3 separate regions of the Mus musculus genome follow, and regions 1 and 3 are each linked to region 2. The links are chromatin loops, found by intact Hi-C in ENCODE. Cell type or tissue: heart. All regions are shown on one strand.

Region 1 (8,000 bases), 88 kb after region 2:
ACTTTGTACCCCCAGATGTATCCACAGAGCTCCCCATACCTCATATCCAGGTCAAATGCTTTTGCTGAACTCTACAACTCTGTTTAACAACTTCTCTGAGGGTCTTTCACTATTTCATCCCTCTTGCTTTAGCCTCCAAAATGCTGGGATTGTAAGCACAGGCCAGTAGGTCCAGTAGCAAACAGATTCTTTTTCCCCCCACCTCCAAATAGAATTTCTCTGTGTAGCCCTGGCTGCACAGGAATTCTCTCTGTAGATAGGGCTGGCCTTCATCTCAGAGATCTGCCTGCCTCTCCCTCCTGAGTGCTGGGATTAAAGTCGTGCTCCACCACACCTAGCGAAGCATAATCTTAATTAGTCCAGCTTGTTAATTTTATTTATGGCTATCATTTTTGTGATTTGTTTTAAAGGACTGATGGGGCTGGAGGTGTAACTCAGTGGTCAGAATATGTCCTCAGTGTATGTGAGCTTAGATTCAATCCTCTACCCAAACAAGTACATTGTTGTTTACCTCAATGCTGTGAAGATATTCTTCTAGATCTTTTCTTCTTTTTTTTTTTTTTTTTCTTTTTTTCTCATTTGGTACTGGGGATCTGTCCCAGGGCCTTGAACATGCTAGGCAAACAGTGTACCACTGAAATATATTCTCAGTTCTGGATTATGTTTCTAAACTTTTTTAATACTTTAAAAATTAGTATATATTCATTGCACGAAACAATGGGCATTATTACACCATTTTAATATGCATATATTATATACTTTGACTATATGTACTCCCTATGTATTACTCTTTCTTAGTCGTTCTTCTAAATTTTTGCATTATTTATTTATTTATTGTTGTTTAGCTTTCTTTTGTTGGTTTTTGAGACAGTTTCTCATGTAGCCCAAGCTGCCTAGGAACTTAATGTGTAGCTAAGGAAGACCTTGAACCTCTAGTTCTCTTGCCTGTGGTAGTCACCTAGTGTAATTATCCTTCTAAGTGAAGTGTAGTTTATACTAGAATTTTGGCTGTTCTATATAAATATATCCTTTATCTAAAAATCCACCCATTTATCCACTTCTCTATTTATATATGGAACTGGGAATGGTGGTGCATATCTATTAATTTCAGTTCTCAGAAGGCAGCCTGTGTTCACTCTTATTCTGCCAATGCTGTTCCTAGATACCCGAGAAGCTGAGACAGGAGCACTACTTGAGCCCCTATGTTTGAGACTAACCTGAACAACATAGTGAGACCCTCATGTAAAAGGAAAGAAAAAGCTTACACACTGTCCATGTTTATTTATAAGCAGTGTGGTGCTAGTAAGGAGAGAGGAACGCAGCCCAGAAAGATGTACGTGAGTGTGCTGTTTCATGCCTGGGAGGCAGAGGCTCAAGGCTAGTCTGGGCTACAGACATCCTGTCTCAAAAAATGTATTTGACTATTTTGGTTAAATAAAAAATGAGGTGCTAGAAAGATGGCTCAGTGGGAAAGGCATGTGCTATACACCTATCTCGAGAAGCCATGAACACGATAGGCTGGTATGGCAGCTTGCCTGTGGTTCTAGAGCTTAGGAGACTGAGTAAGCAGGCTTGGAGTAAGCAGGCTAGTTGGACCAGCAGAATTAGCCATCCTAGGATCAAGTGTGAGGCTAGTCTTTGCCTCAATATAAAGTGGAGAACAATAAAAACAACAAAACCAGTGTCAATCTCTGGCCTTCACATGTGTGATTATACATGCAGTCATGAATACCACACACACACACACACACACACACACACACACACACACACACAACACCCAATATTTGATTATTGAGAGAGAGAGAGCCTTTGTCCTTGCTGAGGGTCTTGGTATGTATTCTTTGGTATTCTTGCTTGAGCTATGTTCTTTTTGGGTCTAAGTGTTCATTTTAGGGGGAAAAAGCAAAGATTAATTACTCACTCTTAAGTACAGTAAGTTTCCAGCCAGTGCTCATTATCACTCATCAGAGTTTATCTTTTTTTAGCCTGTGAATTACCAGTAGATCTGCACTTGAGGTTAGTTGGATTACTAAATGTTCAAGTAAACTGTTTCAAACATGCATCTGAATGGTTAAAAAATAGATAAAACCTTTTGGGGGGTGGTACAAGGTAGTGAGCTAGGCAACAAAGTCTCTATAGTCAAGGCTGGAGCTAGTATGAATCCTCCGGTGTCAGCCTCTGATGTGTTGGGATTACAGACATACACCACTGCACTTAACTTTTACCTAAATTATTAGGGTTGGTTTTTTTTTCTTATATAACTTCCTATTCCTTAAATAACTGGACAGAGAGTTTGAGGATGTGGCTTAGTTGATGGAGCTTGCTCAGCACACGTGAAGCCCCGAGGTCATTCCAGCACCGTATAAACTAGACGTGGCAGTGCATCATTTAGTCGAAGCCAGAGGTCAACTTCAGGTTGCTTCTTCAGGAGCAGTCTGCCATTTTATTTTCTGGGGTAGAGATGGGTGGGGACATGTAATCCTAGCACATGAGATGGGGAGGAAAAGGAAGGAGGACCTGAAGTTCAAAGTCTGCTTTGGTTACATGGCAAGTTGCAGGCTAGGCCAGACCTTGACTCAAAACAAAAACAATCTGTGTGATGCCCGCCCACACCTTTGATCTCAGTAACTGAGAGGCAGAGGTAGATGCATCTCTCTGAGTTTGAGGTTAGTCTGGTCATAGAAAATATTAGACCAGCCAAGGCTACACAGTTAGACCCTTTCTCAAACAAAACCAAACCAAAAACTCACTGCAACAACAATACCAACAAACCCAAAAACAAAAGGAAGGAATGACAAACAAAATAACTAGACACAAAGTGTCTGATAACACTGTCCTTTTAATTTACAAGTTAGGAAGGGAAATAGAAAATTGTGACTGTTGTAAATGATACTTGGTGTTTTCAAGTCTAAGTCATTAAGTGATGCTCACTCTGAACCCCATGGATGAACCGCATGAAACCAGATCGCACAGAAGCATTACCTTGTGCCCATGTGAGAGCAACCTTAGCTTGAGCTGTTGCTTTCAGGAGCGAGACACAATGACAGTTGATGCTAATGTTGCAAGATCTGGCCTTGGAAAGATTAGGTAAAAATAGGGGAAATCAGATACGAAGTTAATAAAAAAAAAAGTAAAGGCTCTGTGTGGTAGCAACTATTATCTTGTCACTTGGGAGGTAGAGACAGGAGGATCAGAAATTCAAGAGCATCCTCAGCTACATAGCAGGTTCAAGGCTAGCCAGGACTACACAAACTTCTGTTTCAAAGCAACCAAGTATCTCCCCAATACAGTTCTCCCTAACTAGTACCTGCATATGTGTGTGTGTGTGTGTGTGTGTGTGTGTGTGTGTGTGTGTGTGTGTGTATGTATGTCATTGTCCAATGAGTTATATGCCTAACGTTTTAAGTTACTTACTAATTAGTATGTGATCAAATATTATTTTGCAGTGAAAGAATTGAATTTTATTTGATTACTATATCAATAATGCAAGTTACACTTTCATTTTACTAGGTAAAAATAAAGTGTGTTGAATCAGAACATACAGGTAGAATTTTTTTTTGCATGTGTATATGTATGAGAGTTTATATATGTGGGGGTTATACACATGTGTCTATATATGTGTGTATAACTTAGTTGAAGCCAGAGGTCAACTTCAGGTTGCTTCTTCAGGAGCAGTCTACTATTTTATTTTCTGGGGTACAGAGAGGTGGGGACATGTTAGAGTGGCCCTAGGTTGTGGCCAAAATGGAAAGACTGGGAGGCCAAGAGCCTACAGTACTTGGTTATCTTAGGCAGCCTCCCATCTAAGTACTAACTAAGCCTTGCTTAGATGAGAAGAGATAGGTTGAGGTCAGGGTAACATGGCCATAGACGTTTTTAAAGACTACCTCTCAACTTGGACTAGGCTTGCCTATTACGCTAGGCTGGCCAGCAAGAGAGACCCAGGGACTCCCCAGTCTGGGTTTATAAGAGTGCTATGCTGCCATGCCTAGGTGTTTGTTTGTTTGTTTGTTTGTTTATTTTTAAACATGGGTTCTGGGGATCTAACTCAGGTTCTTATACATTTGTGCATTCAGGGCAAAGACTTTATCAACTAATTTATCTCCTCAGCCCTTTTATGGTTTGTGTATAGCTCTGGCTGTCAGAACTCCCAGCCTGGGATCCCAGTGCTGGGATGTGGGCTTTGCTCATCCAGTAAAAAATTAAATACAAAGAAATCCTGAACTGGGTGTGGTGGCACAAACTTCTAATTCCAGCACTAGGGAAGCAAAGGCAGGAAGATTGGTCCACTTTTGAAGCCTGCTTGATTTACACAACCAGTTTCCAGACAGCCAGGGGTGCATACATAGGGAGGCCCCATCTCCATCCATCGGTTGTGGTACATAAGGTGTCCAGCATTGGTGATTAAAACGGATTTTTGTCTTCAAGGTCAGTAGTACATTTAGTATTAAGGTATACTTAAAGATTCTGTATTAAAAGTGTTTCCTTTAGGCAGGTGTGGCAGTACATATCTATAATCCCAGCTTTTAGGAGGTCGAGGCTGGAGGATCCAGATTAGCCTAGTGTATGTAGTCTTGTCTTGTCTGCTGTGCCAGGAAAGCAGCAGGGATGGGGGCTTTAAGTGTTTTCATTCCCTAGTAGTTCTCCATCTATTCTTTTTCTTCCACACCCTGATCTCTTTCTCTCGGCTAGGGTTCCTATTGCTGGCTACCCAGGCATTACCATCATAATACCATTTAAGGTAGCTCTGCTGGATCTATTTATTCCGAGTCTTACAATCTACTTTCTCTTTTAGCCTTGCTTCCTAAATCAAGTTGACAATCCAGTTTATTTTTCCTTCTTTTATTTCAACAACTCCTGATTTATGTTGGTTAGGAAGCGATAATATAATCCGGGCACAAACTCTCCCCCTTGGAATCTGTATTTACGAGGCTTCCTCCTTTCCTGACTGAACGTGCTGAAGCCGGGCAGAGGCAGAGTACCGTGTGAAGGACTTCAGCCCCCACAGTTCTCTGTGTGCGCATGCCCACTCTTCTTACAGTTGTCAAAGTGCTTTTCCAGAGCGGTCACATAATCAACCCGAAAGAAGAAATAAATACTATTCATTTTTTTTTCAATTTTATCGATCTTTAAAAACTGGACACTTAAAGGTAACTGCTGCTATGAATTTGTTACTTGAAATTGGGCAATTGCATGTAAAAGCCGGTCTATTGTGTGCGGTGGGGGAGGGGAAACAGGAATCTATTTCTCAGACTTTGCTATATATAAGCAAAGAAAAAAAAACCTCCAAATCAAATTATACAGGCAGTTATTTAAGGATGTTACATATTGACTTTGTAAATTTTATATTAGTCACTGACTTAGCTTTTGTTTAAAAGATCATATTAAAAGGTGGGTCTTGACCTTGACCGAGTGAATTTAATACAGAAAGTTAAATTTGTATTATTTTTAAAGAGCATTCTGAAAAACATGGAGTGTTTTGTTAGAATATTTTGAGAATTTAATGTTATAGTGTTACTATTAATTAAAGCCATTATAAAATATTCTAAGCCTAGGTTACTTTTTGGCTTGGGGTTTTAATGCAGTTTAAGCTAAAGGCATTAACAAAAGTGTTGACTACAAGCAATGAGAATAGCTGGGTGATACTAAAATTATAATCCAGTACATATTTCAGCCATGATGATAAAGCTATTGTAAAGAAAGTTCTAGCTTATCAAAGCACTCAAATTCCAGAGGTACAATGGTCTACTGCAGCACCGTAAGGAGGAGGTAGGAGATGACTCTGTGACCACCCTCTTTGGCAGGGATGGAACTTCGTGCTGTCTGACTCCAAGGTCCACTCTCCTCTCTGTGCTCTATTTATAACACTAATCAAAGCCATTGTTCCAGATAGAGGGAACTGAGGAAAAGAAAAGCAATCTGAAGCAGGCTTTATTGATAGTAGCAGGCAATCCCTGGTGCATGCTCTATTATACTGGGCTGGGTTTTTTTTTTTTTTTTTTTTTTTTTTTTTAGGAGAGGGGAAGAGAGGAATAAAAAGGAAAGTAAGGCGGCTGAGAGAAGTGGTGTTTCCTGAAGCTCACTATGCTCTTCGTATATAAAACTTTGAAAGATGGTATCTGTTAAGTACTTTAATCATAGCTTTAATAAAAAAAGAACTGTGAATCCAACTTCTTGTCTGTTATCCTTTGTGTAATAGTTAAGAGCGATACCACCTCCATTTTAAGAGTTGTTATTTTGAATAGTCCAAAGGCAGAACTGTTGTGTGTGTGTCTGAATGCCCTTTACAAATGTCCCAAGGAAGATGCTTCTCCAGTATATGAGTTAATTAACTATATTAAATATATTAATAACTTTATTGCAATTATACTGAATCATCATCTAAAAATAATTATATGTTTGGTCATAGCTCCTTTAAAATTTCAAAATATTTGTTTGCAAGGTCTCAGCCCTGTAATATTCAGATATTTAAAGCAATTAAACATATTCTGAGACAAGCTCATTCAATGATAACTACATGCATGGAAATCTCTTGGTTTTGAATGATTACTGTTTTCACCCTTGAGTAAGAAAACAGGTTGTATGACATAGGTGAATATAGCCCTGCTATGTGAAGTGGAAAATACCATACACTCCTTATATGGCTAAATGAAGCAGTGAGGGTAATGCACTATAATTACAATGTATGAGAATTTGGGACTTTGTACTCCTCTATTTTTAACAGTTGCTAGCATATGGTAATTCAGGGTCGTCAAACCATAGTCTTTCATTGCTAATACTAGTGATAAAAGAATGGATTCTAAATTTGCCAGTCTTGTGACCGAGGCAGCAGCAGGAGGATTCAAAAATGAAAATCTGGCAACCCCAGAATTATCTTGACTGTCTACTTAAATCTCAGATGCATTTTTAAAGTCCCGCCCCCTCTCCATCTCACAGACTCCCTCCCCTCCCCTCCTCACTCCCCACCTTCCTCCCTCTGACCTCAAATCCAAGCAGAAGCATTTCTCCACTCTGCAGAGAATTTCTCAGGCTCCCGTAGAGACCTGAAATGCCAAGAAGCCAGTAAATCACTTGGGCGGCAGAACTGGAGAGGAGAAAATCGGAGAATAAGCAGAAAACCCACAATCCTTAGAGTAATAAGAAGCAAACACTTCTAAACGTTTCAGTAGGTTTTTTTCTTTTCTTTTACTTCTTTTCTTTTCTTTCTTTCTTTTTTTAAAGTCAGGTTTCTTATATACCAGGCTGGACTCGAACTGGCTAAATAGTTAAGCCTGACCTTGAATTTTTGATCCTTCTGCCTCTCCCTCAGAGTACTAGGATTTCAAGCATGCGCCACCACGCCCGGCGATTTTCATTTTTCTAAAAACTGAGGTTTCTTTTATATTAAAACGTCTCCTAACAAAATGGAGTAGCTGCCGCTACGGAGAGGCCAGAGAATGATTGTGCAGCTGAGTTCTTCCAACAAATGCCAAAGATTTTGTCTCTCGAGGTTCGCTGCAGCCAAATGAAACAATCATCCGAGGCAAGAAGGCAGTTTGCTAATCAAGAGGGCTAAGTCGGCTTAAAAAATGGTTTCTAAGTGCTCCAGCTGGGGAAGGGGGAAAGAGGGTCGTGTACCAAGTCTTTTTAACCTTGCTGAAGGACGCAGCACTATTTATTGACGTATGCAAATAACTGGGGGAGGGTGGTGCTTGGGAAAAAACAGGAACCAGAATCAGTTTCTCATTGCAGGGTGAACGCTCTGAGTTCCGGTGAAGGGAAAAGAGACGTGGCGAAATTGCTGTCTTTCTGTCTTATAAGCACATCTCTCACTAACACAGAAAAGGGGCCGAGACGTCAGAAAGGGTGAAGACGCTCTCACAGTATTTTTAGAGACCTTGCTCGATCCCTCCAGCTCCCCCCACCCCCCTCCCAGCCCGACTTGTTCTTCTAAATGCGAGATTATGGATTTGCATTGCAATTGGCTAGTGGCGGTGGCACTGGATTTTCGCAAGTAA
Region 2 (8,000 bases):
TGAAACCACATATTAACTTCATGGCTGCAAAACTCTGAAGAAAGTAGACATGTTCCTGTGTCTTCCAGGGCCTGGGAAAACAGTCTCAGCTTTGAGTAGTTTCTGGCTTGCTATTAGAGAGACAAACAGAAAAGAGTTAATCAGGCATTATTATGTAGAAATGTTAAAAACCCAAAGTAATAAACTTATAAAATCTTATAGATGTAGAATATTTTTAAAATCTCTTAAATCTCTTAATTTTTTTCCTTTTTATTCCTAAGAGAAATTCCCTTATATTAACTGCTTAATCTGAAGAAAGATATCCCAATACAGTCTTTCTTCCTTATTCTGTAAAATAGTCACTTGTCTTGAAAAAAAAAAAAAAGAGCTTTTTTTCTTAAAGGCTTCAAAACATTTAGAGAGGATTACATTTACCTTTTTAAAAACCGATCTTCACATCTGCTTTCTATTTGATGGTTTCCTGTAAACCAACAGAAAACATTACATTTGACAGATGATGCACAAAGCAATGCCATGTTCCTTTATTAGTGAACTTGCTGATTTTATAAAATTTGGGTATGTTTTTTAATCTTCTTAGTCAAATGCTGGAAGCCCCAGAATTCCCAGTGCTAGAAACGCAGACTGACCTTACACCCAGTTCAGAATTTCTCAGGATTCCTGTGGGCTCTCGCTCATCAGATTCTGTTGACATTTCTGTTTCTCGTAGTTGGTTTGCTGTGTTCTGTCAGCAGACGTGCTGTGCTAAGATCAGCTGTTGTAACTCCCCACAACTCCTAGGGTGAAATTGTGATCCGTGTGTGAACTAAAACATTTGCCCCTCTAGGGACTTAAAAGGAAGCAAATACAGAGCCACCTCCTTGGAGATACAAAACGGTTGCGTTCTGAAATAGCCAGTCTCCGTAAGACTCTAAACTCCCCGCTGCTTCCGGTCTCATCTTGCCTTAAGTGTTATTTTTTTGAATATATGAATATAAACATACAGATGATGACTGGAGTGGACTTTTAAAAAACTATTTTTTTCACAAGATACTATTTTAGGTGAAAATGTTCCTGTAGATTTAACAGCTGTTTTAAAGTATTTGCTATTAAAACTTGCTTCAAGAACAAGCGTGGCTATGTTTCCACACACAGGCAATAGCAACAGAAAGCAAAGCGCTCCTGTTCGTCCACCAGCTGAGGCCGAGAGTGGCGTTTCCAGGTGACATCTTCCTGCCCCATGTTACTTGATTGGCCAGGATTTTCTGCTGTAGAATCTCTCGGCTTTTCACAGGTTAAGTTTCACATTTTCCAAATACGGTGAACTTGGGCGGCTGTGGAGGCCGCTCTCCCTGTGGTGCTGCGCCCGTCTTCTATCCACATGTTCTAAGAGTCTCCCGGTGAGAAGCCTGTCTCTGTCCATCCCTTCAGAAGACACGAGTCAACACTGCCTTCTCCTCTGCGCAACTGGCCCAGTAGCCAAGGTCGACTTTGAACTCCTTGATCCTCCTGCCTCCACCTCTCAAGTGCCGGGATTAGGCTTGCGCCACCCCGCCCAGTGTGACTATGCAGCTTTTCATCGAACTGCAAAATCTATACAAAGATGAATCTAAACTTAGTCCTGAGTGTTCGAATCCATCGTTGTAAACACAAACAACAGTCTGCTACCTTTTCTGTAAATGCTCACCTGCCGTTGAGTAACTTAGCTCTTAAAAAAAAAATGGGTACAGTTAAAAGTTTGTCATTTGTATGAGAAAAGACACCTGAAGAGATTGGAAACAATCCCATGTCGTCTTCCATGAACCTGCATGTGGTGTTCAGTGTGTTCCCAAGCTCCTGTGTGTCACTTGGCATCCCAACCGGTTCATCTCAGTGGGTCCAGGTTGTGGTCCATGAACAAGAACATACTGTCCAGAGACCGCATGTACGTACTCAGGCTTCCGCAAGTGAGATGTGTGAAAAAGTCACGAGTTGCCAGAGACTTAAAAAGTCTTTTTAGTCAGTCAGTGTGGCGGGGTCCTGAGGTTATCCTGTTTACAATAAATCTGACCTGGAACTCGGTCTGCGCTTTGTGTTGTGTGACTTTGTAGTTTCGATGAAATACTTGAGCTTCCCTGTCAACATTCACACTTGACAGGATTTCATTCTTCTGTTAGTCTGTTGAAGGAAGCAGTGGGCATGGGTGTGCTTGTGTGCACACACATAGGTGCATTTGTTGGTACTCAGTAACAGTTCGGAAACAGCTCCATCTTCTAGTCTTCTAAATAACGTGTAAAATAGGAGCCTCCATGTTGGAGGCCAGACTCTTGCTAAGCAGTGTCTCCCACACTCAGATAAAGAAATTAACACTGGGGCTGGAGAGGTGGCTCAGTGGTTAAAAGCACTGATTGCTCTTTCAGAGATCAATTCCCAGCAGCCACATGGTGGCTCACAACCATCTGTAATGGGATCCGATGCCCTCTCCTGGTGTGTCTGAAGACAGCAACAGTGTACTCATATAAATAAAATAAACCTTAAGAAAAAAACCACCAATTTAACATGAATATTTTAGTAGATACGGAGGGAGCCCTTTTCAACTCAGTATTATTATAGTAGGGGTGTAACAGCATATGATATGACAGTAGGCTTATGAGAGTATTTGATGAGGAAAGCTTCAACAAGTGCAGAGCCCGCCTCTGCCCTGCTAGGGGACCCTGTGTGGCAGACAGCTGCTGCTTAATGATGGGGCGCTGACACTTCTCCTAAGGCCCTCACGAGGCCACCTTCTCTGTTCAGACTTGTGTCTGAGGTCCTAGACAGCGCAGCAAGGTTATGAGCACTGGGAAAAATGGGAGAGCGTGGCGCTTACGGAATGCCTTCAAACAAGGGGAGCAAAGCAAGACTCTGGTTTGTTTAAAAGCAGATGGAGTTGGTGTGGTGATTTAGGCCCAACATAGGTAGAGACAGGGAGACCTCTGAGTTTGAGGCCAACCTGTCTACATAGGAAATTCCTAACTAGCCAGGACTATTCAGTGAGGCTAGACCCTTTCTCTAAAAGGGTGGGGACAAGATGAGATATAGACTTGCTTATGAGGGCTGACCTGGAATTCAGGCTGCCCTCCTGACCCTCTCCCCTCCACCTTTCTGGTACTCAGATTATAGTCCTGTGCTACCATGTGGCCAAGAAGTATGTTCCAAAAAAAAGTTTGCGTTCACTTATTTGGGGTCCTCAGTGGTTAGCATACACTTAAAGTTCTCATGGATGTGTCTTTGAGAAGTCTGTATGCGTTTGAGATGAGAAATACAAGTCTTAAGAGTTTGTCCCTGGGCTGGAGAGATGGCTCAGTGGTTAAGAGCACTGACTGCTCTTCCAGAGGTCCTGAGAGTTCAATTCCCAGCAACCACGTGGTGACTTCATAACCATCTGTAATGGGATTCGGTGCCCTCTTCTGGTGTGTCTGAGGACAGCGACAGTGTACTTACATAAACTTAAAAAAAAAATTGTCCCCAACTAGGTCTGGCCGTGCATGCCTATGATCCCAACACTGGGGAATCAGAAACATGAGCTCCAAGGGTATGGATATGTAGCACACTGCTTCATGGAGGCTGGGGGGAGGCGCTGGCATCTATTCCAACTGTGAGACCATCATCTCGGCATCTCTGCTGTAGAACACTGATCAATTGGGAAGTTATTTTTTTTTTACTTTAATATTTTAAAATGATGTGTGTGTTCATGGGAGTGTCAGAGTCTTCTGGTGTCACTCCTCAGGTGCTTTGCACCTTGTGTTATAAAACAGCATCCTTCATTGCCCTGGGGTCCGCTGGCCAGCTAAGCCGTACCACTCCTGGCTTTAAAAAAATAAAAATAAAAAGTGTGTGAGTGTTTTGAGGTGGAGGGGGGCGGGTGAGAGGTGCCCGTGCCACACCACCAATGTGGAGGGCAGGATAATAAGCGGGTGGTTCTCTTTCTACCAAGTGGACCTCAGGGAATGAGCACAGGTCCTTGGACTTGGCAGCAAGTGAGTTACTAGCTGTACCATCTTCCATCTTGCCAGCCTTTTTTAAAAGACAGGGTCACACTGTTTATTCTAGGCTAGCCTTGAACTCACACAGATTTGCTTTGTCTCTGCCTCCGAAGTGCTGGGATTAAAGGAGTCTGCCACCATGCCCACCTTTTTCTTTGAGGGTTTTTTGTTGTTGTTTGGGTTTTTTTTTTTTTTTAGATTATTTTCTTTATTCACATTTCAAATGTTATCCCCTTTCATTGTTTCCCCTCCGAAAATCCCCTATCCCCTTCCTCCACCCCCTGCTCCCCAACCCACAGACTCCTGCTTCCTGGCTCTGGCATTCCCCTATACTGGGGCATAGAACCTTCACAGGACCAAGGGCCTCTCCTCCCATTGATGACTGACTAGGCCATCCTCTGTTACATATGCAGCTGGAGCCATGAGTCCCACCGTGTGTTTTCTTTGGTTGGTGGTTTAGTCCCAGGGATAGCTGTGAGCATCCACTTCTGTATATGTCAGGCGCTGGCAGAGCCTCTCAGGAGACAGCTATATCAGGCTCCTGTCAGCAAGCTCGTGTTGGCATCCACAATAGTGTCTGAGTTTGGTGGTTGTATATGGGATGGATCCCCAGGTGGGACAGTCTCTGGATGGCCTATCCTTCAGTCTCTGTAACTCCTTCCACGGGTTTTTTGTTCCACCTTCTAAGAAGAATCGAAGTATCCACACTTTGATCTGTATGATAAGAACTTCGTTGAGTTTTATTTAGATCATATTCTGATGCTATTCTAGCCATTCTGATTGAACTAGCCTGCGGAAGGGTGCTGCTGACAGTGCAAAGCCAGTCCTGACCACGAGGCGGAGACAAAGCACTTCTCAGTGAGACTGTTCCACACAAAACCTGATGTCACCGCCAACTCCCATTTATGTAATATAGAAATCAGCAAAAAATGTGACAAGAGCCAGGCGTGCACACCTGTAATCCCAGAACTTAGGAGGTTGAGACAGGAGGATGGCAAGTTTTAGGCTTAGCTGGGGCTACACAGCTAGACCCTGTCCAAAAAGAAGGTAGGTGAGATTATTCTTGGTCCTGTTGTTTCCCCTCCAAAGAATTCTTGTCATCATTGGAGAAAACGCCAGGAACTGATTTTAAAACTAATTTGGAAAAATTAGTACTACAAATGTATCTTATTCACCTAATTACATCGCTTGTATCTACAGATATTTTTCATCATTTTTCTTCCTAAGTGCCAAGGCTGCAGGCACCTACACTGGCCACTGTTTTCTTACATGTGCTATTCAGTGTTGCAGATCTGCCCCACCCCAACTCTGTTTTTGTTGTATCACACACACATTTGAATACATTATATTTTCATTCAGTTTAAAATATTCAGGTTTCGGGCTGGTGAGATGGCTCAGTGGGTAAGAGCACCCAACTGTTCTTCCGAAGGTCCAGAGTTCAAATCCCAGCAACCACATGGTGGCTCACAGCCATCTGTAACAAGATCTGACGCCCTCTTCTGGAGTGTCTGAAGACAGCTACAGTGTACTTACATATAATAAATAAATAAATCTTAAAAAAAAAATATTCAGGTTTCTCTTGAGACATCTTTGACCTATGTGACATTTAGAAATAAATTCATTTTGGTTTGTTTTGGGTGGTGATGTGCCTTTTGTTTTTTGCAATTCTAAGATGGTAAGCCTAGTCTAGTATGACCTTGGACTTTGTGGACTCAAAAAAAAAAAAAATCCTCCTACCTCTGCTGGCAAGTATTTGGGTCTAACAGCATGTGTCACCAGTTTAGAAATATAGCGTGCATTTGTCAAATATTTAGAGGTTTCCCGGCAATGTTTCCACTATTCTTAGTTTAATTTCACTCAACTCCAAGATCATGCATTTGTTTGCTTCCAGATAGTGGCTTGCTAGAGGCCAAGCTTCTAGCTCACAGTCCTGAGTGCTGGGATGAGAGGTGAGTGTTATCATGCCAGATGCCGACGCCTATTTTCTAGGGCTTTTGTTTTTAAGCTTGTTTAAGTGTGGTTTTCAGTCTGGAATGTAACCTCAGCGAATATTTTATCTGAATTTGAGAGTGATGTTCACCCATACTTGTCGGATGAGTGTTCTTCAAATGTCAACAGATCCAGATGACTAACGGCACCGGCTAGGACTGGCTAGGTTCCACTTGGCTTTGTGCATTTTCTCTCTGATAGGTCGATTACTGTCTGGTGCGTTGCTGGAGTATTGAGCGCTAATGGATTGAGCCTTTTTTGTGTTTTTGTTAAATGGTTTTCTGTTCCCTTGGCTATTTTGACTCCCTGCTGTTCAGCTTGATCATATTAATGACTGTAGGTCTTTTTGGACAATAGACTGCGTTTGTTTTGTGTGGTGCTCCTTTTTGCCCCTGGTCGTTTTCCTTGCACCAGCTGGCTCTGTGCCTGGAAGCTCGGAGCTTGCTCTCTTTGAGTCCTATCCCTGAAGTCGCCCATCCTCTGGGAGGCAGACAGACATCTTCAGCCTCTGAGGCTGATTTACAAACAAGAGTTGGATCCACAGAACAGCAGCCCGGAACTAGGGGCAAGGGTCACATGTCCAGTCAGAAAGAACGCCCTCCTTCACCCAAATTGCTCAAAACTGTTGTTGGCTCTTCTTCAAAACTCTTGATGTTTGGCAATACCGTGTGCACTTTGACCATAGCGTCCAGTGCCTTGTTGAGCAGTTTTCAGTAGACTTTCGCTTTGCACAAACATCTTCTCTGAGTGATCCAACACCTCCTGCAGCTCTGGCAAACTCTGGGTCAGCCCGGAGTCCCTCGAAGCTGGAGCTGAGGTCAGAGAAGCCCAGGACAGCCACGAAGCTGTGGGTCCTCGCGCCTAACAACCACGGTTAAGGATTCTGATACGTTACCAAACCGCCACCCAGAAAGGAATTGCAATGTGGACTTCTACAAGAAATCAGAAACAGTAAAGGTAGCCTGAAAGCCACACCGAAATTACCTGCTACCATCCAGGATGCTGAGCAGACAAGGGTTTGTGGGAATGGGGCGTGGCTAGGCGCCTAGGCACTTATGGATTCTCTTCTTTTCAGAACAGCCTTGCTGCCTGCAGGGGTGACTGAGGCCCTGAAGTCCAGAGCTTTGCTGAGTCGTCACTTGGGAGAGTAAATCTCCAATGGTCTGCCCGTGCAGTGAGCATTGTAACCTGTATCACTGTAAATCTTATTTGCAGTGAGTCCTTGTTCATCCCTTCAGTGTGTGTGTGGGGGGGGGGGGCTGGGGGGGGGCGAGGGAGGGCGGCAGAAGTCGTCCTTGGATATTATTTTCCAGGAGCTATCTATCTTGCTCTTGAAACGGTGCTCACAAAGAAGGATAGGCTGGCTGGCCACCAAAGCCTAGGGACTGTCCTGCCTTTGCCTTGCCCGCACTGGGGTTACAAGTGTGTGCTACCAGGCCTGATTTGTGTGTGTGCTAGGGATCAGACATGAATTCTCAATTGACTGACTGACTCCCTCCCCATTCTGCTGTTCAGAGCTTTTAAGTACTCAGCAGGGGAAAAAATTGCAGGTACACCTTGCTGACTTAACCTCTCTCTTTCAATTTCATAAATATATTTATTATTTAAATTGTGTATATGAGTGTGTATTGTGTATGTGTGTATAAAAAAAGAGTATGTGTATATGAGTGAGTATATGAGTAAATGCTTGTGTATGAGTGTGTATATATGTATGAGTATGAATGTATACTGTGTTATGAATATGTGAGAGTATGCATATGTAACTATACATATACACATATGAGTTAGTGTGTATGAATGTGTTATGTGTATTGTGAGTGTGTATATTTAACTATGTGCGTGTATATATATATATATATATATATATATATATATATATATATATATGAATGAGTATATTGTATGAATGAATGTGTATGTGTATGTGTGTACATGTGTATGTGAGAGAGTGTGTGTTTTCTTAAGCCTAAGTCATGTCTCTAACCTTTCTCTGCAGTAGCTTGCTATGTAGTCCAGACTGGTTTTGAATTC
Region 3 (8,000 bases), 110 kb before region 2:
AGTTCGAGGCCAGCCTGGTCTACGGAGTGAGTTCCAGGACAGCCAGGGCTATACAGAGAAACCCTGTCATGAAAAACAAACAAACAAACAAAAACAACACATCTTCAGGACTCACACTTTTTTTTTTGTTTTGTTTTGGTTTTGGTTTTTTTTTTTTTTTTTTTTGAGACAGGGAGAACTCACACTTCTTGATTTTAAAATTTATTCTAAAGGTGTAAGCAGTCAAAACTATACGATAAACGAGACTGGAACAGACAGACACAGACCAGTGGGATTGAGTGCTCATAAATAAACCCTCTCCTATATGGGCAAATGATTTTAGACAAATGAGCCAAACCATTCAGTAATCTCTGTAACATGGTGACAGAAAACTGGGTATCCTACACAATGAAGCCGAATGTCTCACTTAACATCACATAAAGAGGACCAAAAACTTGCACCTAAGACGTAACACCATAAAACTTAGAGAAACAAAGAAGAAAAAGCCTGGCAGCTTTGGCTTTAGCAACGATTCCCTGGATCAGATACCAAAGGCACAGGCAACAGCATCAAAAATCAGGCATGGTGGCTCACACTTCTAAGGCTCAGGAGGCTGCCACAGGAGCACTGACTGCAGGACTTCAAGCCTGGGTGCAGATGAGTTGCAGGGGAGGCAGAACGCTACATAGTGAGACCCTGCCACCAAACACAAGACGATGAGGATCTAACGTACAACATCCTAAGAAAGCCTCATTTATTGCTTATTAAAGCTTAATGAGGGGCTGGTGAGATGGCTCAGTGGATAAGAGCACCCGACTGCTCTTCCGAAGGTCCGGAGTTCAAATCCCAGCAACCACATGGTGCCTCACAACCATCCGTAACGAGATCTGACTCCCTCTTCTTGAGTGTCTGAAGACAGCTACAGTGTACTTACATATAATAAATAATAAATCTTTAAAAAAAAAAAAAGCTTAATGAGACTGGCGCCAGGAACACTACTTAATAGAGAAAAGACTAACCAAACAAGAAAAAGAAAAACCTATGCCTAAACTATTGTACATAACAGACACGTGTAAACGTTTTCACTGGTAAAAAAATGTTTAAAAAAAATTCTCTTAAGGCCAGCCTTGAAATGTAGGAGGACAGTATGGACACATGAGATGTTTTATTTCTTACTTTGAGGGATAAATACTGGGATTAAAGGCTTGTACCATCACACCCCCACCGTCAGTGTTCTTTGTAACTTTTTATGACTCAAACACTTTGTAAGTAACAAAGGAAATAATAGCACACAGAAAAGGCAATATTGACTAATAATAATAATACTGCAAAAAAATTGTAAAAAAAAGTGCATTTGTTGGGTAGCTTAGGGTAAGAACACTTCTTGTTCTTCTAGAGACCTTGAGTTCTGTTTCTAGCCCCCACACCTGGGGGTGACTCACAACCACCTGTAACTCTGGCCTTAGAGGTGGTGCTCTCTTCTGCTCTCCACAAGCACTCACGTATGTGTGCAAACACCTGAATATATACCCATTATTAAAAATAAAAATTTTTTGAGGCAGAGTTTCTCTTTGTAGCCCTGGTTGTCTTGAAACTCGATCTGTAAAACATGCTGGGATTAGAGGTGTGCCCCACAACTGCCTGCCTAAATCTGCCTAATTTTTTTTTTCCTAAATTCTTAAGTGTGTCTGCTTTCCTGTTGATTAAAATGAAAGTTCCAAATTAAGTAACTAAAACTCCAGAGTTCAGCAATTAAGTATCTTTGGCAAGCCTAGAGTTGCTCACACACACACACACACACACACACACACACACACACACACACACGTCACCTAGTTTAAAAACTTGGGTCTGGTAGCTGAAACTTGAATTGCTTATAACTCCAGAACTCAGAACTAAGGCAGGGAGCTAGTCGGAGTTTGAGGCCAGTCTCAGGAAAAAAAAAAAAAAGGCAGACACAGTGGCACACACTTGTCACCCAGCAATCCCAGCTAAACGACCGAGAGGCTGAGACAGTAAAGTACGCTAACATATAGTTCCAGACCAACCTCGGTAACATCACAAAAATTCAAAAAAATTAAAAACTCTGGGTAAGTTATTTGGATGTCAGTCGGGGAGAGCTGAACCCCACACCCTCCCTCCTCTCAATTTTGTCTTTTGGTCAATGAACAAAGGCAGATAAAAGAAAGAAAGAAAGAAAGAAAGAAAGAAAGAAGGAGAGAGAAACCCTGTCTCGAAAAACCAAAAAAAAAAAAAAGAAGAAGAAGAAAAATGAGAAAGAGAAAAGATGCTGCACCTTAGCCATGTACTTTCATTAGCTCGTGAGTTTCATAAACTCATTTTACAGCTTAGCTTAAATTCAGCAATGTCTACTTGGTTATTAGAGGTGAATTTGATGGTTGCTCTTCGCTGAAAAGTGCGTTCCCTTTTAAAAGCAAACCTACTTTCATCTATTGGACCAAACACACAGAATAAAGAACTATTAGTCTTTCCGAAGTGGAAATAACCCCAAGGTGAGCGCCAAACTACATGCAAAGTAAGTAGGAAGCTTTATTCCCAAACTGACAACTCGGACGGGGTAGCACAGAGCAATGACAGCTAAATTTTCGGCGACATTGGCTTTTAAAAGGGAACGCACTTTTCAGCGAAGAGCAACCATCAAATTCTTTGTGACTGCAGCTTAACTTTAACCAACACCAACATCCCCCCCCCCCCCGAGACAAACCCTAATTTAGAACTAAACGTGGTAGCATGTTTACCGAACAAAACACGGGGAGCCCCAGAAACCGATGACTTGGTGTCCTTCAGAAAGGTAAACAAATCGCTCTCCGGAACGGCTAGCCCAAAAGCTAAGCCTCCGCGTCCGGACTCGTCCCAGCCTCTCCTTACCTGCATCTCACCACCACCTGGATGTTCCTGCCCTTTTCCTCTTTCTTCTTCAAAGAACTCGGCTGGGACGCCATGACGGTCGAGCCAAAACCTGCCGGCCTAGCGGAGACTCAGACACAGTGAGAACCGGGAGCAGCCTCTCCTCACCCGGTGCTGCCAAGGCCACGAGGACCGAGACTCGCAGCTCGGCGTCCCCGAGGTCCACGCAGGCCTCTTGGCCGTGGCCGCCGCCCCGCAAAAGCCGGACAGGACGAACCTCCTCCTCTGCTCCGAAATCAGCAACGATTCCGCGCCTCAATTTTGAAAAATGGAGACGACTGACCGGACCAATAGCAGAGCGGCACGCGAGGCATCATGGGACGCCGTGTCGTCACTGTGGTGACGACGGGGCGTGACCCGAAGAAATGGATGGCGGTGCAGGCTGGCTCCTGTAGTCCGAAGTTCACTGTGCAAGCTTTCAGTGCTGCCGCTGGCGGGCTTCTGGGGCCTGGGACGCCTACATCGCCGCATTCGCTGGGTCCTTACCGCCCTCCGAGGCTTCTCGCTTTCCGTAGAGAGGTGACGAACAACTCGGCCGTTTAAGGTGTAGGTGGGGACCGGGGAAACAGAAAAGCCGAGTCCTCCGCCTCATCGGGTTTCCGGAGCTGCTTTTTCTGTTTCGCGGGATCTTAAATGCGGTTTAGCCTCTCCGATGTAACTTAGCGAGGATCAGAGAAAGCGCCGCCGACCTCGCCAAATACCCGCCTTCCGCACTCCAGATCCCTGGTCCTCTGGATTAAGCAAAGCCAACTGTCTACTGGTAAACTACTCTCGGAGGCAGGAGTGGCAGAGGAGCTCTCCGAGTTCCAGACCAGCCTGATCTATAAAGCGAGGCCAGGACGGCCAGGGCTGGTTGCACAGAGAAACGCTGTCTCCAAAAACAAACAAACAAAAACAAAACAAAAGCTAGCCCCAGAGACTCACTGCTATCTCAAAATGTCCCACAAAGTGAACATATTGAACATCTTTATACCCTTGCCTCCGGCCAGTCTTTCTCACTTCAACACGTGTTTTTAACCAGACCCTTCCTCTGCAATCACCTTCCTCCAAGACTTTGAATCTCGTCCCTGAATGACTTCCTTCGATGTTCCTACTGCTACCCTTTTTTTCTCCTCCCTGCTACTGCATTCACTCAGCAAATATCCTTTAAAAAGCAAACCAAACACATATAGGGACAGAGGCAGAAAGATCAGGAGTTCAAGCGTCCATTTCATACATTTCCAGTTTAGTATCAAACTGTGTTATGTCCATCATTTGCTATTTATTCGTTTGTTTTAAACAAGATATCTTTCTGAACACAAGGCTGGCCCTGTGAGAATCCTCAATGATCTTCCTGCCTTCTGCATACTGGTATTGAAAGAATGAGCTACCAGTCCTGGCTGGTTTCTTGTTTGCTTTTTTTTTTTTTTTTTTTTGAGGGGTGTGGCTTAAGATTATTTATTTATGTGTGGGGTAGTGTGTCTGTGTGTGTGTCCTCCAAGTGTGTGGTGGTGCCCTTGGACAGAAGATGGCATTGAATGCCCTGGAACTGTAGTTAAAAAGTCAGTTGTGAACCACCTACAGTGGGCGCTAGGACCTGAATTCAGGTCCTGTGGAAGAACAGGAAGTGCTCTTAACAGCTCTTATCCATCTCTCCAGCCCATGATTTTTTTTGTTGTTGTTGGTTTTTTTGGGTTTTTTTTTTTTTTTTTTTTCGAGACAGGGTTTCTCTGTATTGCCCTGGCTGTCCTGGAACTCACTCTGTAGACCAGGCTGGCCTCGAACTCAGAAATCCACTTGCCTCTGCCTCCCGAGTGCTGCATCCCATGATTTTTGTCTTTTTGTCTTTTTTTTTTTTTTTTTTTTTTTTTTTAATCTTTTGGAATTAGATGCAAAAGGTCTTACCATTCCTGTGTTTTCCGATGGGCTTGCTTGGCCCCTGTGAAAGGGTCATTCATGCAGACCACTATTCTAAGGTGGTGTTTACCCTGTTCTCTGTCTCCCCTTGTACTACGAGTGCCAGCGCCTCAGTGGAACTCTAGTCCATTGGCACTTTGGATGCCTTCCTCATTCTCATTTTTCTGTCAGTTTCTGGTTTTTAAAGACTGTTTTGTTTGTTTGGGTGGTTTTTTTGTTTTGTTTTTATGTATTTATTATTACACATAAGTACACTGTAGCTGACTTCAGACGCACCAGAAGAGAGCGTCAGATCTCATTACGGGTGATTGTGAGCCACCATGTGGTTGCTGGGATTTGAACTCAGCACCTTTGGAAGAGCAGTCAGTGCTGTTAACCACTGAGCCATCTCACCAGCCCCCATGGCTTGGTGGGGTTGTTTGTTTGTTTGTTTGTTTTTTACTGGGTTGGTTGAACAAGCTTGTAATCTCAGTCTCAGGGTTTGGATTAGCAAATTCAAGCCAGGCTGGACTACAAGAGACCCTAGAAAAAACAAAACTTGACCATCCTGTCTAAAGGAACTTGCTATTTGCTTCTTTAACACTACACTTTATAATTATGTTGTGGTTTTTTTTTTTTTCCTACCTGAGTGTAAACTTCATCTGGGTCCTTCTTCACATTGTTTTGGGGTTTTTTGAGATGGGTTTTATGTAGCTCAGGCTAGCCTCCAGCTCACTGGCTAGCTGAGGATGGCTTTGATCATACTGCGTCCACCTCCCCCGTGCTGAGATCACAGGTGTTTACCACCATACCTATTTATACTGGACTGGGCATCAGACCCAAGGCTTCTTTGTGCTAGACCAGCACTCTACCATCTACACCCCTCGCTGGTTTTCCAGTCTCTTGTAAGACATTTATATATATTTACAGACAAAGTAAATATATCCTTGGTACCTGAAGGAAAATACTTAACATTTCACAGTTTGGGTTTCCTTGTAGTAAAATGGAGATAATAAAAATTATCATTATCTGACTTACCAGGTCTGCTGCTTGCTAAATGCACAGACACACACACATACACAAAGCCCTGCAAACAAGAGTTGGTGCAAAGAAATTCATTTATTTCCCCTCTGAGCCAGAACTGCAAGAGTAATGGAAAGCGACGCCCAGAAGCATATCTATATAGGTTGAGCTGTAAGATAAATTACCCAAACTGAAAGATGATGCCTTTTCCTGGGGGAGAGCTCTGGACAGCAGAGTTTCAGCCTGTCCCTGTGCCAGCATCAATCTCCTGGGAAAGCATTAGGAAGCCCTGAGGATCCAACCTAAGGCTTTATGTATGCCAGGAAGGTACTGTACCGTTAACAAGCATTCTCAACCCTTAAACATGGTGTGTGTGTGTGTGTGTGTGTGTGTGTGTAATTTTAATTTTTTTCAGGGTTCCTGTTTTATTGTTAGAATCATTAGAGGATTAAGTGCCTAGCAGATAATTTTTTTTTTAAAGAAAGAAGCAAAGAAAAGGAAAAAATGTCTTTCTCCTTCATAAGTATCAAAACAGTGTCTCTGTACAATCTTTTTGATTGTGGCAAGGAATTCAAGAAAATAGCTAAAAATTTCAAATACAGGCTCAGTAGCACAGCATTGGGTCAGTATGCTTGAGACCTTGCTCTTGATCCCTGGTACTGAAAAAAAGAAAAAAATCCTAAAGGCTGAGTATATTGGCACACACCTATAATCCCAGTACTTTTGAGGTGGAGGCAGTAGAAGTGCAGCTAGTTTTCTTTAACTACTGATCCATCTCCTCAGGTCCACAAAGAAGGAAAATCTTGAGCTAGGCTTGGTGCTTAGGCTGTAAGTTCCACCACTCAGGAGGTGGAGGCAGGAGGATCAGGAGTTCAAGGTCAGCTTTGGCTACATCAGAGTCAAGAACAGCCTGCAGTATTTGAGACCTTGCTTTTCCAGAGGACCCACGTTCTGTTCCCTGTACCTACTTAGTGGCTTACAACTCTTTGAGATTGCAGTCCCAGGGGATCTGATCTTCTCTTCTGGCCTCTGTAGTCAACAAGCACAGACATACATGTAGATAAGACACTTGTACACATAAAAAAAGTTAAGAGTTTTTAAGTCTTTCTTGGTGTGTGTTTGTGGTATAGTATAAGTGTGCTAATGTGGATGAACGAGCCCTATGTGTGCAGAATCATAGGCCAGAGGGTCACATACTCCTATTGTTCTTTACATTTAAAAGAGAAGTGTATGCTTACATACATTACAGGGACATAATGAAACCTATACCAAGCATTCTTCTATACATGTAAGATTCCTATCGAAGAGCACTGTAAAGGCATTGTCCTGTTACAAACCTAGCTGCTAATTGTTTTCTCCAAACGATGAATTATTTGGAGTCCAGAGCGCTTCGTTTCAGCTTCTACATGAATGAACACATTTGTTCCCATTAGCAACATCATGCACATGGTTTGCTTGAATATTCCATTTGAAACATGATATATGAAAGGGCAGTACCAAGATTAGTCAACAAAACATTTACTATTTAGCTACATTTCACCAGATATGTTTCTTAGAGCCAAGAATATCAATTCAAACAGTAAAGGAAACTTGACTTCCCTTTGGGGGCTGGAGAGATGGCTCAGCTGCTTTTCCAGAGGACCCAGGTTCAATTTCCAACAGCCACACCGACAGCTTATCACTCACTGTCTGCAACATCAGCTCCAGGGAATATGACACAGACATCACACAGGCAAAGCACAAATGCACATAAAGTAAAAACAAACCACTTTTTAAAAATCCTCCATTTGGGGCTGGAGAGATGGTTTAGGGGTTAAGACTGCTGTCTGCTCTTCCAGAGGTCTTGAGTTCAGTCCCCAGCAACCACATGGTGGCTCATAACCATCTATAATAAAATCTGATGCCCTCTTCTGTTATGTAGGTGTACATATAGATAGGACGCTCATGTACATTAAATAAATAAATAAATCTTTTTAAAAAAACAATCCTCCATTTGATCAGAAAGAATCCATCTTATTTTTATGCAATTTTGTTCTTAAACCATATATTATATTATATTATATTATATTATATTATATTAATGCTAGGAGCAGTGGCACATGCCTCTAATCCCAGCACTCAGGGCCAGAGGCAGGAAGATCTCTGTGAGTTTGAAACCAGCCTGTTCTGCTTAGTGATTTTCAGGAAAGCCAGAA

The links. A loop is a pair of places that touch in the nucleus more often than their neighbours do. Peaks named below come from ENCODE experiments on the same cell type or tissue, not always from the same donor. Only the 100,000 strongest peaks of a DNase experiment are listed, where the experiment ranks them.
Region 1: it touches region 2 in a loop (9-fold over the local background); 2 of 42 quality-filtered maps call a loop at or near these places.
Region 3: a loop joins it to region 2, with 2.2 times the contacts of the local background. A loop is called at or near these places in 2 of 42 quality-filtered maps.

The regions. Positions count from the first base shown.
Region 1 is chr19:37,175,061-37,183,060 of GRCm38, reverse strand. All of the region lies in intron 1 of Cpeb3 (cytoplasmic polyadenylation element binding protein 3), which reads left to right. It overlaps A330032B11Rik (RIKEN cDNA A330032B11 gene), which reads right to left. Exons shown (of 3, transcript NR_045329.1): 2 at 6,985-7,046. Among named protein-coding and RNA genes, the nearest start is that of A330032B11Rik, 5.2 kb to the right of the region's middle. In heart, no CTCF peak of the experiment used is centred here; DNase peaks (open chromatin) are centred at 4,990, 7,870 and 8,000; H3K4me3 peaks cover 3,726 bases; H3K27ac peaks cover 3,415 bases.
Region 2 is chr19:37,262,780-37,270,779 of GRCm38, reverse strand. Ide (insulin degrading enzyme) reads left to right here. Exons shown (of 25, transcript NM_031156.4): 25 at 1-2,037. The coding sequence ends at 38. It overlaps 4931408D14Rik (RIKEN cDNA 4931408D14 gene), which reads left to right and starts at 6,685. Exons shown (of 3, transcript NR_040299.1): 1 at 6,685-6,926; 2 at 7,045-7,183. In heart, a CTCF peak has its summit at 4,818; DNase peaks (open chromatin) are centred at 4,849, 6,119 and 6,439.
Region 3 is chr19:37,371,536-37,379,535 of GRCm38, reverse strand. It overlaps Kif11 (kinesin family member 11), which reads right to left and starts at 3,154. Exons shown (of 22, transcript NM_010615.2): 1 at 2,869-3,154. The coding sequence starts at 2,942. In heart, a CTCF peak has its summit at 3,225; a DNase peak (open chromatin) is centred at 3,255; H3K4me3 peaks cover 3,266 bases; H3K27ac peaks cover 2,183 bases.